Linked DNA regions of Homo sapiens: all the other regions are linked to region 2. Evidence: chromatin loops called from intact Hi-C (ENCODE). Cell type or tissue: dorsolateral prefrontal cortex. All regions are shown on one strand. Links, peaks and the distances in the headings refer to the core of each region. The heading gives the core; the rest is flanking DNA. Region 1 overlaps PAK1 (p21 (RAC1) activated kinase 1). Region 2 has its middle 23 kb from the start of LINC03030. Region 3 has its middle 14 kb from the start of GDPD4. Region 4 overlaps MYO7A (myosin VIIA).

Region 1 (4,586 bases), core at 342-4,341, 140 kb before region 2:
AAATCCCTATTCTATAGAGGCCAGTGGAAGCGAAAATGCCTAGCCTAGCTGCATCTGGTCTCTGGACTCTGCAACCCGCCAGAAATTGAATTTAAGTAAATGGAACAGGGAGGAAAGGAAGGAAGAGATCAAATGACTCAGAGAGGGAGCTCAGCATATAGTCACCCAAGTGGCCTCGAGCCAGAAGTTAACAGGGACGAAGTCTGTTTCCCTTCCAAGGTAATGAGTGTTTGTTTGGCTATGGCACAGTGACCTGCCACATGGGATTGTTCTTTTTTTCATGTCAGCAGTACCTAGAGTCTAGCCCCAAAAGTAGGCAGAAAAGAGGATATAGGAAAACTCTTTGTACACTGTATGTATACACAAACTCAGGAGATAACAGGGTATAAGAGAATAGATATCACCTTCAGAGAAGACTTAAGTTTAGGTCCTAGCTCTGCCACTGTCTTGCTAAATCAAAAGTGCCCTCTTCTGCATTATCACAGCCCCTTGTGCTTCCTTCTACAATACTTACCACATGAGCGTCCACATTCCTTGATCTGCATTTGAGAGCAACAACTGAGGCCAGTTTCAATTTTTGTATCGCCACCAACCTAGTACCATAATTAGCATAGAGTAGATGGTTCAGAAATATTTGATAATGGATGGATGCAATATTCAAAGCTCTGTGAATATTGTACATACATATATACACACACACATATATACATACACACACATACACACGATCGTACGTACCATTGCACTCTAGCCTGAGCAAAACAGCAAGATCCTGTCTCAAGAAAAGAAAAAGAAAAAGACAGGCAATAATAGATGCTGGCAAGGATGGGGAGAAAGAGGAACCCTCATGTTGTTGACAAAAATGTAAATTAGTAGAGCCACTATGGAGAAATACACACACACACACACACACACACACACACACACACACTCCACATTCTGACAGTGAGTGCCAATAAAACAGTAATCTTGTCGTTCTCATCTCTGCTTTCCCTCTAACTCCCCCACTTTAAGGACAGTGCTCACAAAAATTCCGTTGATTAACGAAGTGGAGACAACCCACAAAATGGGAGAAAATATTTGTAAGCTATCCATCTGACAAAGGATTAATAACGAGAATATATAAGGCGCTCAAACAACTTAATAGCAAAAAAAACAAGTAATCCAATTTAAAAACTGGCAAAGATCTGAACGGACATTTTTCGTAACAAGAGATACAAATAACCAACAGGTACATGAAAAAAATGCTCAACATCACTAACATCAGAGAAATACAAATCAAAACCATAATGTGATATCATCTCACTCCAGTTAAAATGGCTTGTATCAAAAAGACAGGCAAAGGCTGGGCACGATGGCTCATGCCTGTAATCCCAACACTTTGGGAGGGCAAGGCAGGCAGATCACTTGAGCCCAGGAGTTCACAACCACTCTGGGCAACATAAGGAGACCACACTTCTAAAAAAAAAAAATTTTTTTTTTATTAGCCAGGCATGCTGACATGTGCCTGCAGTCCCAACTACTTCAGAGGTTGAGGTAGGAGACTGCTTGAGCCTAGGAGGTTGAAGCTGCAGTAGGCCATGATCGTACCATTGCACTCCAGCCTGGGCAACAGAGCAAGACCCTGTCTCAAGAAAAGAAAAAGAAAAAGACAGGCAATAACAGATGCTGGCAAGGATGGGGAGAAAGAGGAACCCTCATATGCTGTTGGTGAAAATGTAAATTAGTAGAGCCACTATGGAGAATAGCATGGAGGTTCCTCAGAAACTAAACATAGAACTATCATGATTCAGCAATTCCATTACTGAGTATATATCTAAAAGAAAGCAAATCAATATATGAAAGATATCACACTCCCATGAATCCTGTAGCACTATTCATAATAGCCAAAATGAAAATGTGTATATACACAATATATATTTGTGTATATATGTATATATACACACAACGGAATATTATTCAGCCATAAAAAAGAATAAAATCCTGTCATTTGCAGCAACATGGATGACACTGGATACCATTTTTTCAGGTAAAAAAAAAGCCAGGTACAGGAAGACAAATATCACATGTTCTCACTCATATGTAGGAGGTAAAAAAAGTAGATCTCATGATGATACAGAGTAGACTGGTGGTTACCAAAGGCCAGGAAAGGGAGTGAGGAGGATGAAGGGGGAAAAAAAGATATAAATGTACTTACTGAAACTGAACTGTACACTTAAACATGATAAACATGGTAAATTCTTTCAAAATTTTTAACTAAAAAAAAATTTGCTGAGTAGAAATCAGTTCAAAAAGCCAGTCATCAAAGGGGAAGATAATTAACCTATATAGTCCCCTTTCCCAGACTATAATCTTTCTCTTTCTACACACAAATAACCACTATCTTGTCCAGGCCACCCTCTTCTTCAAAAGAGCACTGTCTTCTCCTCCAGGCCTCCTCCTCCTCCTGTCCCTCCAACCCATCCCTGCTATCCTCCCTCTTCTTTCCTGGGCTACCTCCTTTCCTCCAGATCAGCACTATCTCACAGCTGCCAGAGTTTCTGGTCCTCCCAGTCACTCATCTCACTAAAGGGAACTTGAGCCTCTGCCCAGCACTACTTGACATTCTTGCTCTCCTCCCACTCAGGCCCCCCACTTCCCATCTTGCTTATTCCCTACTGCCTACCTGCTTGCTGCCCCACCACCACCAGCAAAGATGGGAAACAAATGCAGGAAGAGGGAGTGCTTGTTGGCAGGCCCAAGGCAAGGCACAGAGGCAGTAAAGAGAGAGAATGGTCCTGGGGAAGATAGAATTTGGAGGTAAAAGCTAGATGCAAGTGAGTTAGGTAGAAAACAATGTTTGGACCTCATAAACACAGGAAAAGGTCTCTACAAACCAGTAACCTACTAATAATAAGAAAGCTTAACCAAAAATTTTAGAAAAGAGAAGAAAGCCTAATCAAGAGGGGGAGGATCCAAGAGAGGGAAGGAAAGACTGGCTACACAGGGGGAGAAATACAAAAGGGGAAGCATGAGGGGAGGAGGAAGGGTGAAGGGGACGGCGGGAGAAAAGGTAGGCAGGGGGCAGGAAAAATGATCAGGAGGAGGAAATAGAAAGAAAAGTGAGGAGAGGAAGACGTAGAGTCATGAAAAAACTAGGGGGAGGAAAGAGGTCCAAAATAATCAAAGTAGGTTATTATCGGGCCTGACATGAGCTTCTTGGTGCCAGGTAATAAAGAAGGAAAGAATTATAGTGATTAAGATATTACCACAGCCAGGTCTGTCATTAACTTAGCAGAATAAGGAAGGGGCTCCAGAGAAGAGAGTCTAGTTTAACGCAACTTTATACCTAAGGACAGAAAAACTGGCCAGTTTAGAATCATTAACATACCTTGACCTTCTACTTCCCAACCCTACCTCCCTACACCTAACACACCTACGCATCACACTAAAATAAGCATCAGCATTCTCAGTCTCTGCTTTGTCCCTGAAGAACCACCAAGATGCCATTCAAAAGGCTGGCTGGAAGACAGGATACCAAGGTCTACTTCCCAAGTTCTCCTCTCTTCTACAGTGTTGAGGGGGACATCTCTGCAGCCCATTTTAGCACTTTAAACCAGCTCACCTCTCCAAAAGATGGTTTGACAGTCTGGAAAAGCCAGAGTAACAAACAATGTCAAGTCCTTCACTGCACAGATATGGCAACTCAAGCCACAGAGGATGTCTGAATAGGACCAGTCCCCCCAGGTCTCCTCCCTCCCAGTTCACTCAACCTCTTAACACAGAAAAGCCCCCACAGTCCCAGCAGGCCAGCGACTAAGCCAAGGCAGAGGAAAGCACCACGTTGGCCACCAAGCAGAAGGGCGCTTGCAAAGGAGCAGAGCTTCTGAGGCTGAGCGGTTCCCCAAAGGCGCAGCTTCCCCTTCACACCCTTCCCTGGGCAGAGCTCTGATTCCAGTGCAGGCCTAGCCCTGGGTGGGCTCATCTAAAGGTTCCACCCTCAGCCCTTTCTCTCATTTAGGGTCCCTTAAGGTAAGAGGAAAGTAAGACACCCCTCAAAATCTACTGGACCCCGTGTCACCACTCTCCGAAAGCCGGCGGAGATCCCCCAGAACCCGGCCCAGCTAGGGGAGCCCCAGGCAGGGCCGGCATTACCTGGTGGGGAAGGCTAGCCCCGGCATCTCTGGCGATTGTTTCCGTCGCAGAGCCGCACCTCTCCCTGCCCAACCGGGTACCCACAAGGCCCCTGCTCCACCGGCTCCGCTCGATTCAGCTGGGCTGGGCTCCTGGCAGCTCAGCCGCCAGCTCCCGAGGTGCAGCACGCTCGCGCTCTCGCAGGGCGGCAGCGAAGGCGCCGCGTCGGGGTTGGCGAAACAGAAGGGGCGGGGGAAGAAAGGAGGGAAGGAGGCGGGAGGAAGCCGCGCGCTTCTCCTTTTCTGCAAAGCAGAGCTGAGGGCGGGGAGACAGCTATCTTCCCACCCTCTCAGCTATTCTCCCCACCCAGTCTCCAGCAGGAGGTAATTTCTCTCCAGGGCCAGGTTTTCCAGGGCTTGTCAGAGTCCTGTGTGAGCTCCAGAGTCAAGAAAGACAACCAGAGCTCCTCTGTG
Region 2 (4,586 bases), core at 441-4,440:
AAAAAAAAAATTAGCTGGGCATGGTGGCATGTGCCTGTAGTCCTAGCTACTCGGGAGGCTAAGTATGAGAATCGCTTGAAGCGGGAGGTGGAGGTTGCAGTGAGCCAAGATTGACCCACTGCATTCCAGTCTGGGTGACAGAGCAAGACTCTGTCTCAAACAAAAACAAAAACAAAAACAAACAAACAAACAAAAAATAAAAACAAACTAATGAATACCCAAATTACACATGATTACATATGAAATATTGATTTTCATGTGCTCTGTCCCGTGTCCAAGTTTATAACAGAAAGTATTGATGGGAAATTTGACTTTTATGAGAAACCACAAGTAAATCACTCTAAAAATATAAGTTTTTTAAAAAGCTGAAAATGAGGGATTTGGGTGTGAAAGTGTAAAAAGAAAACCTAACTTAAAGCAATATGTCACCAGGCACAGTGGCTCATGCCTGTAATCCCAGCACTTTGGGAGGCCGAGGTGGGGGGATCACCTGAGGTCAGTAGTTTGAGACCAGCCTGGCCAACATGGTGAAACCCCATCTCTACTAAAAATACAAAATTAGCCAGGCATGGTGGCGGCCACCTGTAATTCCAGCTACTCAGGAGGCTGAGGCTGGAGAATCACTTGAACCTGGGAGGTGGAGGTTGAGCAAGCCGAGATTGCACCCCTGCACTCCTCCAGCCTGAGCGACAGAGCAAGACTCCATCTCAAAAAAAAAAAAAAAAAAAAAAAAAGCAATATTTATATCAGACACAGGACAGGAGGGGACCATGTTGTCCCTTCTGCTGTTCTAGGGAGCCCCATGCAAGGCTCACAGTGTGGTGGTTTTGCAGTTGGGGACCTCTGTATCCAGACTCCAGCTCCATCACTTCCTGGCTGTTGGTCCTTGGTCCAGTTATTAAGCTCTCTAATCCTCAGCTTCCTCCTTTGTAAAGTGGAGATGGAGATAACCTATCTCATTAGATAGTCTTAAACAGTATAAGGCATGTAAAGCAAGCACCTAGCACCTTGCCTAATAGGCAACTCTTCAGTAAATGCTAGTTCCCTTGTCTCTCCAATCTCTTCTCAAAAATGTACCATGTAGAGTGCAGTGGCTCATGCCTGTAATCCCAGCATTTTGGGAGGCTGAGGTGGGCGGATCACGAGGTCAGGAGTTCGAGACCAACCTGACCAACATGGTGAAACCCTGTCTCTACTAAAAATACAAAAATTAGCCGGGCGTGATGGCGCACACCTGTAATCCCAGCTACTCAGGAGGCTGAGGCAGGAGAATCGCTTGAACCCGGGAGGCGGAGGCTACAGTGAGCTGAGATCGTGCCACTGCACTCCAGCCTGGGCAACAGAGCGAGACTCTGTCTCAAAAAAAAAAAAAAAAAAGTACCATGTAAAATTGGACCTACCTGTGACTGAGTTAGTCATCAGGTTATTAGGGATTTATCACTTATTGACTGCCCACTAGCAGACTCAGTGCCTGTAACATAGTAGGCTCCAAGTAAAGATATGTTTGATGGATGGACAAATGGATGGATGGATGGATGGATGACTCAATCTCTGTCTTTAGATCCCTAGAAGAAGAGACACTTGTTTGTTCTATATATACATTTTTTCATTTCTTTTAATTTTTTAATTTTTTATTTTTGTGGGTACATAGTCAGTGTATATATTTGTTTCCTTCCCTCCCTTCCTTCCGTTCCTTTGTTCCTTCCTTCCTTCCTCTCTTTCTCTCTCCCTTCCTTCCCTTCCCTTCCTCCTTCCCTCCCTCCTTCCCTTCCCTTCCCCTTCCTTCCTTCCTTCCTTCCTCTCTCTCTCTTTCTTTCTTTCTTTCTCTTTCTTTCTCTCTCTCTCTTTCTTTCTCTCACTTTGTTGCCCAGGCTGCAATCGCGGTTCACTCCAACCTCTGCCTCCCAGGTTCAAGCCATCCTCCCACCTCAGCCTCCTGAGTAACTGGGCACGCACCACTGCACCCGGCCAGTTCTTGTATTTTTTGTAGAGATGGGGTTTTGCCACATTGTCCAGGCTGGTCTCAAACTCCTGGGCTCAAGGGATCCACCTGCTTTGGCCTCTTAAAGTGCTAGGCGTGAGTCACCACACCTGGCCTTGTCCTATATATTTCTAAAGAATACATTTGAGACCAGGAAGTGCAGTATTAATCTCTCTTTGTTATTTTATTTTTATTTTTTTGAGATGAGGTCTTGCTCTGTTGCTCAGGCTGAAGTGCAGTGGCACAATCATGGCTCACTGCAACCTCTGCCTCCTGGGCTCAAGCCATCGTCCCACCTCAGCCACCTGAGTAGCTGGGACTACAGGCATGTGCCACCATGTCCAACTAATTTTTAAATTTTTTTTATTGGCAGGGTCTCACCATTTTGCCCAGGCTGGTCTTGAATCCCTGGGCTCAAATGATCAGCCCACCTCAACCTCCCAAAGTGCTGGAATTACAGGCATGAACCGCCTGCCCTGGCCTCTTTGTTATTTTGATCAGAGAAAGTGGGTTTGGCTAAACGAAGTCCAGGCTCTTGGGGAGAAGCCCTTGGGAAGAATAGAAGTGAAAAGGAGGCTTCTCTGAGCCAGTCAAACGCTCTCCAGATCTTCAGACTCTGCTGTTCTCACATCCCTAGGCCCAGATACACTTAGTTTCTTTCTGGAGTAGGTAGAAGCTACAAGGAAGCAGTTTTCACATAAAATCAAGAACGATATTCTAATAAACTGACCACACATGGAAAAAGTGCTTCGAAAAAAGGGAGTTTCTCATCACCAGCCCCTGAGATGGAAGAAATATTGCCATAGTTGTTGTTATGTCAGGGAGGGAATTCTAGCTTTGAATTGGTAGTTAGATGAGAAAAACTCCTTTCAGCCTGAGATTTTGTGACTTCATTTATGAGACACTCACGCTCTCACAACTAGGCTTTCGACTGCCACCTAGAGGCTTACTTATGGAAAAGAGAATAAATATTACTACAAATCTGAACCCGAAGAGAACGCTGTTCTTCTTCATTTTGAATTTTCAACTCCGCTTGGGCCTACAGGCATCCCTTCCCTAGGTATTTCTAAGGGCAGAATCTCATAACAGACTAAATGTTATGCTCTTGCAATATCAACACAACTCAACACAGCTACAGGGCAAGGACAGAAACACAGAGGAAGCGTCTTCTCTTTCTCAGCCTCAGAGATAAGGAAGCAAGTAATATACACGACAAAATAAATTACAATGTGAGTTAGACTTTGCCAAACAGCTAATGCAGGTGATTATTGCCATGAAAGTTGAGTCAATGAAGGGATCCCTGTGGTCTGGGGTGGAAGGGCTTTTGGGGAGGGAGTAGAATTAGAGCTAGCTCTTGATGAAGAAATAACCTGGGGAAGGTAAGATGGAGCAGGAACAGATGGAGGTGAGTGTAGCTAAACAGCGTAGGCTTTGGAGTCCAAAAGACTGCATCAAATTCTGAACTGTCTTCACTAGCTGTGACTTTAGCTACTCTCTTAAAGTCTCTGAGCAGCAGCTTCCTCCTCTTATAATGGGGATATGCTCACCTTTCTTGAAAGCATGTTGTTTGGATTAGAGATAATATATGTAAAGTAGCACAATAATAAACACTCACATTGTTGTTGGCATTGCTGTGGATTAGACACCGGGGTGGACCTGGTATGGGCTGAGCCTTTGTGGAAGCACATGAAGTGAGGCCAAGGCAGTGTCGAGTGCTGAGAGAACCCATGACTAGGAGTCAGCAGACCTCAGTTTGAGTTCTTGATTTCATGTCACCAGGCAAATCACTTTCATTTTCTCCAGGCTTGTCTTTCGCATCTGTACAGTGAGGGTATTGGTCTGGAGAAATAATTCTCTACCCTGGCTACTTAGTACATGAGGAGACTGAAAATCACCTGGTGACCATTGAACAGGCCCCAGAGAAAAAGCTCCTTACCTGAGAATTTAGAATTTAGAAGGGAGCAAATAGCACCTGGTGACCATCAAACAGGCCATCCAGAGGCAAAACTCCTTATCTGGGGAAAATTAGATGTAATTAGACTTCCCTACTTTCCAAAGCAGGTATCTGGTTCCTCTGGTTTTTGGTAAAAGATGTGCTCTGGATTACCTCCTAGCTGAAGAGGGAGGAGTCTTTGCTGTCATCAACAAAACCTGTTGCACCTACATTAATGTGTCCGGAGAAGTGGAAACTGATGTCCAAGAAATTTTCAAACAAGCTAAATGACTACACACACTTTCCCAAAGTAACCAAGACTGGACCAAAACTTTTACTAATTGGTTTCCAAAAATCACTTGGCTTCTCCCATTCCTTGGACCTTTGTTCCTTGTCATTCTTCTTTTAATATCTGATCCCTGCTTTTTTTTTTTAACATGCTCATTAAATTTATATCTTCCAGATTGCAAAGATTCCACCTACAGATGGCTATGCAATCCCAATACCAGCCTGTAACAGCAACTTCCATTTGCATGGGGCCTTTTGATGGAACCCGGTTTTCCCTGTCCTGAACGAGTTTTTCGTGACCCTTCATTCCCTTCATGACAGAGCAAGAAAGGAAAAAATGCAACCTATCCCTTCAATGCCCCCTTTCAGCAGGAAGTAACCAGA
Region 3 (4,586 bases), core at 422-4,421, 230 kb before region 2:
TCATCCCCTAATTCCTAAGTCCAGATGGACCCTTGCAGGATGTGTTGGAAAGAATTCTGTTTTTTTTGTTTGTTTGTTTTTGTTTTTTGAGATGGAGTTTCACTCTTGTTGCCCAGGCTGGAGTGCAATGGCGTGATCTCAGCTCACTGCAACCTCTGCCTCCCAAGTTCAAACGATTCTCCTGCCTCAGCCTCCTGAGTAGCTGGGATTACAGGCATGCGCCACCATGCCCAGCTAATTTTGTATTTTTAGTAGAGACAGGGTTTCTCCATGCTGGTCAGGCTGGTCTCAAACTCCCGACCTCAGGCAAACCACCTGCCTCGGCCTCCCAAAGTGCTGGGATTACAGGTGTGAGCCACCACACCCGGCAGCTGGAAAGAATTCTAAGATGACCCACCAACATTCCCAGCCATTGGTGTACACATACCTTCTCCCAGTTATTCAATCTAGGTACTGTGGTGAAGGGGTTTGCAGATGTAATTAAGTTCTCCAATCAATTGACCTAGAAATAGGGATTATTTAGGCAAGCCTGATCTAATCACATGAACACTTTAAAAGTTTTCTCAGGCTTTCCGAGTCCTGGCCCACGGGCGTTGGGTATGAGCAGCGCCCTCCGCCCTCCGCCCTAAGGGTTCGTGGCCCACCGCTCCTTCGCAGTCCCTGCCGCCACCGTCCACGCTCTGCGTTGTAGAGAAGACAGTGGGTCGGAAGAGCGCCATCGCCGCCAGTGTATGTGGGGCCCTTTTTATCAGGTACTGCATCTACTTTTACCACAAAAGACGAAGTGACCCCAATTTCAAGAACAGGCTTCGAGAACGAAGAAAGAAACAGAAGCTTCCCAAGGAGAGAGCTGGGTTTTCCAAGTTACCTGACCTTAAAGATGCTGACGCTGTTCAGAAATTCTTCCTTGAAGAAACACAGCTTGGTGAAGAGTTACTAGCTCAAGGTAAATATGAGAAGGGTGTAGACCATCTGACAAATGCAATTGCTGTGTGTGGACAGCCACAGCAGTTACTGCAGGTCTTACAGCAAACTCTTCCACCACCAGTGTTCCAGATGCCTCTGACTAAGCTCCCAACAATTAGAGAATTGTAAGTGCTTAGAGCTTGGCTGAAGATGATGTGGAATGAGAAACAAATGTCAACATAATAAAATCTCAGTTAAAAATATTTAAGGCCGGGCGCGGTGGCTCATACCTATAATCCCAGCACTTTGGAAGGCCAAGGCAGGCGGCTCATGAGGTCAGGAGTTCGAGACCAGCCTGGCCAACATGATGAAACCCCGTCTCTACTACAGATACAAAAAATTAGCCGGGTGTGTTGGCGGGCGCCTGTAAGCCCAGCTACTTGGGAGGCTGAGGCAGGAGAATCGGTTGAACCAGGGAGGCGGAGGTTGCAGTGAGCTGAAACCATGCCATTGCACTTCAGCCTGGATGACAGGGTGAGACTCTGTCTCAAAAAAAAAAAAAAAAAAAAAAAAAAAAAAAAAAAATATATATATATATATATATATATATATATATAATTCTTGGTAGTTGAGCAGCTCCAGGGGAATAAGGGCAAATATGCTTGTTATGAACTACACTGAAATCTACCAAAGTTAATGTTTACTTTGTGTAGATCCATTTGTCTATTTTTTTCCCAGTGAAAAGTATATTTTGATAGAGAACTTTTCATTTTATAAATACACTATGAGTTACTGAAATATTATGGATTTTGTTTATTCCAGAAACATAGTTAAACTTTACATATGACATGGCTTATGTTAAAAATACCCAGTGGTCAGTTTTGAAAATAGGCAAAAAAAAAAAAAAAAAAAGTATAGGAGAAACTGAAGAATGCACACTTTTTTAGCTCATACATTTTGCTGTAAATCCGGAAATTTGGTAAACTTGGTTGTGTTTGTGAAAACTAGCATTAAAATTTTTGAGCGATCATTTATTTCCATTTAATCTCTTAGACATAAATATGTGAGGTATGCTGCTGTCCTGTGTTAACAACTTCATTCACTTTCTGTATATCGGTCTTGAAATGTTTTGTTTAAATCAGTGGGCTTAATGTGTTCTAGGTATTTACCTCCTTGGATTTTAAATACATGTAGTTGCAAATAGCACCAGGAATTAGAGCTATGTACACCCCTAATCTAGCCTTGTAAGATTCACCAGTTCCTGTGTGCTCACTTTCCCTCCATTTTTTACATGAGAGAATGCGTCCACTGATCACCAAAGTGTCCCTTTCAGCTTCTGATTCACTGGGTTCTGATGAGCATCTTTAAATCCACCTTAACCTAAGGAATGTGTGTGGGCAACCAGGCTTTGCGTTTTTTTATATTCTGAATTTTGCATGCTTGCCTTAGTATTTCCGAATTGATTTTTTTTCTTTTCTTTTCTTTTTTTTTTTTTTTTTTTTTTTTTTTGAGACAAGAGTTTCGCTCTTGTTGCCCAGGCTGGAGTGCAATGGCATGGTCTTGGCTCGCCGCAACTTCCGCCTCCCAGGTTCAAGCGATTCTCCTGCCTCAGCCTCCAAAGTAGCTGGTATTACAGGAATGTGCCACCACGCCTGGCTAATTTTTTTGTATTTTTAGTAGAGACGGGGTTTCTCCATGTTGGTCAGGCTGGTCTGGAACTCCCAACCTCAGGTGATCCGCCCCCCTTGGCCTCCCAAAGTGCTGGAATTACAGGCATGAGCCACCGCGCCCAGCCGAATTGATCTTTTTTTAATGGTATAACTATCTTGTTGATTTTCACTGAAATTATATGGTTCTGTCACTTCTCTGTAAATTAATCTGAAACTTTTAAGGTAACTGGGATGATCTGCTTGTAAAAATGTTTGTTGACTTTTGCTTTTATCATCGGTGTACCAAATCCTACTTCAGCTTGATTAATTTATCTTGTTAAACGATGAGAGTAAGTTACAACCTTGTGACTGAAAACTTGAAAATAATGGAGCAGGTGGGACCTCTTATTCTCAAATAGTGACATATTCTCCGTAGTCACAGATTCCATTTCAGAATTGAGTAAGGATCCTTGGTATTTGGTGGCATCTGTTGAACTGAGTAGCATTTCTCATTGTAAAGACTGCCTTTATTCTGTCTAAAAGTCTGTGGAGAGATCCCAAAGACTTTTCCTGTGTACTAGGCATTTTATTTTGGTTTACTTACAAACTCTTCTTAATCGTTATTAACCTTGGGTTTTTGTGGTATAGTGGAAGGAGAAATCGTTCTAGTTTCTGCCTCTGATTAGCCGCACAGCCTTGAGCAAGTCACATTTCATCTCTGATCTTACCTCTACTATTAGACTAGGTGACTCACATTTGAGGACCTTTCTCAGGTATCTTGAGGGTGTGTGATCTTGAACCCTTAAACAGTGCCTTTTTGGTGACATAGGATGCTTTTGGCAGGGGGGATGACCAGTGCAAACATGCCAGTTAGTTTTACTAGTGGGATCCCAAATCCAAAGCAGTGTAGTGGTGATTGGTCAGTGATTAACCAGTCAGCTAAAAAGTCTTAGGCACCAGCCCAGATGTATATAGAGGGGCAGTTAGAGAGAAAACAGGGGTGGGAAAGGGAGCAACGGGCAGACAGCTCAGCATGGAAAAAAGGGGCTCAGAAAAAGGAGGGCTGGCTGGAGGAGTGAAGAGCAGCTTAGGTCTGGGGAGGGTAGAAACACCATTTCCTTGGGAACTGGAGTGCAGCATGAGCTGAGTATCACTTGGCTCTAAACATACTGGCTTTGCTGTAATCCTTGAAAAGACAGTGATATCTTCATTTTACAGCTCATTAAGCCAAGTACATGTTCTTATTTAAATGACAACTTTGGTGCTTTAAAATGAGGTACTGCTTTTTTTAAAGCCAGCTGTGTCAAGTTAAAGAAAAAAGATCAGCACTTTTTTCTCCCAGAAATGTAATCACCAAACACTATCCGTTCCCATCTTGAGTTTTACAAGGTGATAGAATCAGGTCGTTGTAGTGATGCTGGCCAAATGGTGCTCAGCAAGTGAGAACGAAAAAACCCCAAATTTCAGTGGAGTAATAAACAGCTTGAATGTTTCCATGTGCTAATGTGGCACACTTACTAAAAACAAAAACTTTGGAAATGGGAAATAATGTATTAGTGCAACAGTTGACATGCTTCTTTGGGCAAAGATCCATTGTTTTGGTCCACAATTTGTACTTAGGGTGAAAGAACATTTAAAACATAGACTTACTGGCTGTAGCAATGCTGGGCCTGTTAACTGATAACTAGAACTTAGGTTCACATTTATGTAACGTGTGTAAAACCTAGTGGAACGTGCATAATAGGCAGTCAGTAAATGTTTGGTTCCTTTTGCCTCTCAGTAAGTTTATTTTACCAACTTCCTGCCTGCCATTCTGACTTTATTAAATCAACCTGTGGACCAGAGTGTTAATGAAATGTTACTGCAGAAGAGATTAGAAAATTGGTATATCATGCACATATCATAGACAATCTTTTTGTAATGTAAAAAATGCAGTTTTAGGGCTGGGCGCGGTGGCTCATGCCTGTAATCCTAGCACTTTGGGAGGCCGAGGCGGGTAGAATCACGAGGTCAGGAGATCGAGACCATCCT
Region 4 (4,586 bases), core at 348-4,347, 350 kb before region 2:
ATTGGAGGTAGGGATGATGTTAGTGATGGTGGTGGTGGTGGTGATGGTGGAGGTAGTGATGGTGTTGGTGGTGATGACAGTGTTGTGGGTAGTGATGATAGTGGTGATGGTAAAGGTAGTGATGGTGGTGTTGACAATGACAGTGTTGTTGGTAATGATGGTGATGGTGGAGGCAGTGATGGTGTTGGTGATGACAGTGTTGTTGGTAGTGATAATGATGGTGATGGTGGAGGCATAGTGTTGGTAGTGATGATGGTGGTGATGGTGGAGGCAGTAATGATGTTGGTGATAGTGTTGGCAGTGATGGTGGTGATGGTGGAGGTAGTGGTGGTAGTTTTGTTGGTGATAGTGGTGATGATAATGGTGGTATTGGTGGTAAGCAAATATTCAGGCGGAGTGCATTAGTATAGCCACATCAGTTGCTAAAATTCTGAAATATTTCAAACTGGTTGGAAAATATCTATTGCCTCCAAGGCCCCCAAGAGCCTTTCTCTATGCCCTTGCTGCTGGAGCCCTGGGGAGCTCTAGGTAGGCATCACTGGGGCTGCTGTGCACCAGGCCAGGCAGAGAAGGGGCAAATGCCCAGTGGCCACTTGGCTCTCTGAACCCTCTGCAGTAGATCCTGCCAGCTGTTAACCACTTTAACTGTCCCCCAAGTGCTTAACGGTGGTAATGGTGATGGAGGCAGTCACAGTGATGCACTTCCCTCACTCTGACCCTGCCAGCAGACCCTAGGTGTCTCCCATTCTCCAGGGCAGACACTTCCTCTTCTGCTGTTTGTCAGCTCTGGTCGCTGTCTCACAGGGCTGAGTGTGCAGTGGCTGCTCGATGGGCTGGCTTGTTTCTTTGCATCACTTCATGTGCCCCTGGGCAGAGTCCAGCTCCATGCCAGTGCCAGAGGGATCCAGGAGAAGGTGAGGGTGTGGCCCTGCCCTTGGGGAGCTCATGGTTCCTCTGAGCAGACAAGAATTCCCTGGTGAATCAGTGAGAAGCCTGGGTCCCAAAGGCCAGGCTCTGAGAGCTACAGGAGGCAGGGCCAGGAGAGGGGCCTGGAGCCTTTGGTGGTGTGGAAGGGCTTCCTGGAGGGGCCTGGGCCAATGCATGACCGAGGCCTCCCCCCACCTAGGAGGACGACCTGGCTGAGCTGGCCTCCCAGCAGTACTTTGTAGACTATGGCTCTGAGATGATCCTGGAGCGCCTCCTGAACCTCGTGCCCACCTACATCCCCGACCGCGAGATCACGCCCCTGAAGACGCTGGAGAAGTGGGCCCAGCTGGCCATCGCCGCCCACAAGAAGGTAGAAGGGCTGAGAGGAGTCCTAGAGAAGGGATGTGGACCTGAACAACCAAGGAGGTCCCAGGCCTCATCTGAACCTCTCTGTTGGGGCTGCGGGGGATGGGATGGCACCTTCCAGTGGCCCTTCCTTCATTGGACATCAGCTCACTCATTCTCCTTCCATCTGTGTGCCAGGCACACAGAGGGAATCAGACTTAACCTTGCAGCCTCTGTGGGGCCATGGGTATTGGGGCCCCTTTCCTGGTCTTGTGCCAGCCCCTCATTGGTGTTATAGCTTCCAGAGCTGCAGCTCAGGAGTGGCGGTGGATGCTAGACAGAGCTTTAGGAATTGTACCTCCTTTTTCCTAAAAGAACTCCAGCCCAACTTCCCGCCTGGGGAGCTTTAGGGACAGGCCCCCTTGACCCTCTTGCTTGGAGCCCAGGCCCATGACCAGCCATGAGTGGTTCCCTCCCAAGCTAAGAGCCTGGCCAGGTAGAGCAGGGGTATCCAGATGGGGAGAAGGTGGGAGCACTGGCTGCTGGTAGGGGACCCAAGGCCGCCTCATCTCCATGGCCCTGGCTGTGCAAGAGAATTGCCCCCGTACATAAGTCGAGGGCTCCATAGTCTGAGGGCACCACAGACCCGGATCTCACCCCTCCACCTCGTGGCCTCCGTCCTCACCCGGGAGCCCTGTGCCACCCTCCACCTGACCGTGTGCCTTCTCTGGTCAGCTCCCCGCCAGCCTCTGCCTCTCCCTGAGTCCTGAGTGCTCCCTGCGCCAGCCTGCTTCCCCCGAGGCCCGAACCCCCCCGAACCCCACTTCAGAGGAGGAGCGTCTCCTCCCTGCCACCCCTCTGTCCCTCAAGTGAGAGCCCTGCCCTTCATCCTCAGGCACCTCCTCTCCCTTGGCCCTCACATGCCGGCAGCCACTGCAGCCTGTCCAGCTAACTCCCAAACAGCTGCAGCCTCCACCCCCACCTCCCTGAGGGCCTCCTCGGGGCTCACTGCCATTGTGGCATATGGTACGTCCTGGGTGGGGTGCTATTATTATGCATTCATTTTATTTTGGGCATTTGTCATGTGCTGGGCACCATACCAGGACCTGGAGACACAGCCCTTTGTGGGACAGACATGGTTTCTGCCCTTTGGAGCCCACAGCTGAGCTGGGTCTCTCCTGGACTGGAGCTCCTCAGAGTGTCTGTCCCAGAGCCCTGGGCCAGGCCCCACATAGAATGGACAGTTGTGAATCACAGTTTTTGTAGGGTGGGAGGGTGCATTGTTCATTTTCTAGGTCTGCCATAACAAAGTGCCACAGACTAGGTAGTTTCAACAACAGAAATAAATGTATTTCCTTCTAGTTCTGGAGCCTGGAGCTCCGAGATCAAGGTGTCAGCAGGGGCTTTCTCCTGAGGCTTCTCCTCTCGGCCTGCAGATGGCTGTCTTCTCCATCTGTCACCACACAGTGATGTGTGCACATGCACGTCTGAGTCCAAATATCCTGCTCTTAAAAGGGCACGGGACATATTGGATTACAGCCCACCCAAGATATCTCATTAGTGACCTCTTTAAAGACCTTATCTCTGGGCCAGGCGCGGTGGCTCACGCCTGTAATCCCAGCACTTTGGGAGGCCAAGGCGGGCGGATCATGAGGTCAGGAGTTTGAGACGAGCCTGGCCAACATGGCAAAACCCCGTCTCTACTAAAAATGCAAAAATTCACCAGGCGTGGTGGTGGGTGCCTGTGATCCTAGCTACTCGGAGACTGAGGCAGGAGAATCACTTGAACTCGGGAGGCGGAGGTTGCAGTGAGCCAAGATCCTGCCATTGCACTCCAGCCTGGGGGACAAGAGCAAGACTCCTTCTCAAAAAAAAAAAAAAGGAGCTTATCTCCAAATAGGGTTACATTCTGAGTTGCTGGGGGTGAGGACTTTAATACGCAAATATGGTAGGTTGGGGAAGGAAGCACACAATTCAGTCCATAACAGGTGTTTTGAAAACATCTTATTTTGAAATAATTTCAAAGTTATGGAGAAATTGCACGTTCAAAAAAGTAGGACTGCTATGTGCACTTCACTTCCCAGATTCACTGGGTGATAGCCACACTTGCTCAGTGATTTGTCTCTCTGCCTACATATGTATTTTCTCTGAGTCATTTGAGCTTGGGTTGGTGACATTGAGCTCTTTGCCTCTGAATTCTCACCGCTCTCAGGATGGCACCCCTCATGGGCTCTCATGGGTGGAGATGGGGCCGTCTGTGAGCTGGCATACACATCCACCCTTACCTATGCCTGTGTCTACATTCTATAAAAACCAGGATTTCACTCTGACCCCTCCAATGCTACCCCAGAACCCCAGAGTTCTCACTAGGGCTTGGGGGAATATTTTTAGAGAAACACAATGCCGGTGCTTTTGTATCTTACCAAGAGCACAGCAGCACCCCTCACGGATCACCTCACCTCCAGGCTCCAGTTCTCCCTTGACACACTGATCTTTCTAACTCCCAGATTCACCAGATCAGTTTCTTGCAGTTGTGGCTGCACTCACAGTCCCCCAGGACCTGGCTCCGCACGCTGTGTCCCCATTCCCTCTCTTCCCCGTCTGCCCTGCCCACGCCTCTGCTGCACCAGCACACGCCTCCTACTGACCCCAGGGCCTTGGGCCTCCCACATGCTCTGCCTGGAATCCTTGCTTCCCTGTCTCTGCTGAACTGGGAACTCCCTGGAGGGGCAGCTATGCTTTCTCTGACTTTGGGCCCCAGCACCTGCATAGAGCTGGCACTCAAAAGTGCTCGCCGATGTTGACGAATGAGAAAGGTGGGGACAGGGTGGCTGCAGACAGATGGGAGCAGGGCAAGGCCACGATGCACAGGAGGTGCAGGAGCCCCAGGCTGCTCCTGGCTAGAAGGCAGCAGCAGCTGATTTTTAGAGCAAACTCACTCGTATGTTGTCTTCTGTCCCTCTGTCCCTCTCTCCTTCCAGGGGATTTATGCCCAGAGGAGAACTGATGCCCAGAAGGTCAAAGAGGATGTGGTCAGTTATGCCCGCTTCAAGTGGCCCTTGCTCTTCTCCAGGTTTTATGAAGCCTACAAATTCTCAGGTACCCCGCAGCCTGCAATGCTCCCAGTCCCTTGCTCTGTAGCTCCAGCCCACAGCCTACAAATTCTCAGGTACCCCGCAGCCTGCAATGCTCCCAGTCCCTTGCTCTGTAGCTCCAGCCCACAGCCTACAAATTCTCAGGTACCCCACAGCCTGCAATGCTCCCAGTCCCTTGCTCTGTAGCTCCAGCCCACAGCAGGGGAGGGAAACGTCTTG

The links. Peaks named below come from ENCODE experiments on the same cell type or tissue, not always from the same donor. Only the 100,000 strongest peaks of a DNase experiment are listed, where the experiment ranks them.
Region 1: it touches region 2 in a loop (2.2-fold over the local background); 17 of 110 quality-filtered maps call a loop at or near these places.
Region 3: a loop joins it to region 2, with 3 times the contacts of the local background. A loop is called at or near these places in 3 of 110 quality-filtered maps.
Region 4: it touches region 2 in a loop (8-fold over the local background); 95 of 110 quality-filtered maps call a loop at or near these places.

What each region holds. Positions count from the first base shown.
Region 1 is chr11:77,407,640-77,412,225 of GRCh38, forward strand. The region is part of intron 1 of PAK1 (p21 (RAC1) activated kinase 1); the gene reads right to left. Among named protein-coding and RNA genes, the nearest start is that of PAK1, 64 kb to the right of the region's middle. RefSeq lists an enhancer at 3,880-3,999. In dorsolateral prefrontal cortex, for the core only: no CTCF peak of the experiment used is centred there; DNase peaks (open chromatin) are centred at 2,628 and 3,862; H3K4me3 peaks cover 3,247 bases; H3K27ac peaks cover 1,625 bases.
Region 2 is chr11:77,545,540-77,550,125 of GRCh38, forward strand. No RefSeq gene overlaps it. Among named protein-coding and RNA genes, the nearest start is that of LINC03030, 23 kb to the right of the region's middle. RefSeq lists an enhancer at 3,604-3,673. In dorsolateral prefrontal cortex, for the core only: CTCF peaks have their summits at 2,920 (motif pointing left) and 3,120; a DNase peak (open chromatin) is centred at 2,911; H3K4me3 peaks cover 796 bases; H3K27ac peaks cover 1,460 bases.
Region 3 is chr11:77,312,909-77,317,494 of GRCh38, forward strand. It overlaps the pseudogene TOMM20P1. Among named protein-coding and RNA genes, the nearest start is that of GDPD4, 14 kb to the left of the region's middle. In dorsolateral prefrontal cortex, for the core only: no CTCF peak of the experiment used is centred there; no DNase peak of the experiment used is centred there.
Region 4 is chr11:77,193,228-77,197,813 of GRCh38, forward strand. MYO7A (myosin VIIA) reads left to right here. Exons shown (of 49, transcript NM_000260.4): 32 at 1,127-1,297; 33 at 4,254-4,371. Among named protein-coding and RNA genes, the nearest start is that of MYO7A, 67 kb to the left of the region's middle. In dorsolateral prefrontal cortex, for the core only: CTCF peaks have their summits at 2,711 (motif pointing right) and 2,910; a DNase peak (open chromatin) is centred at 2,715.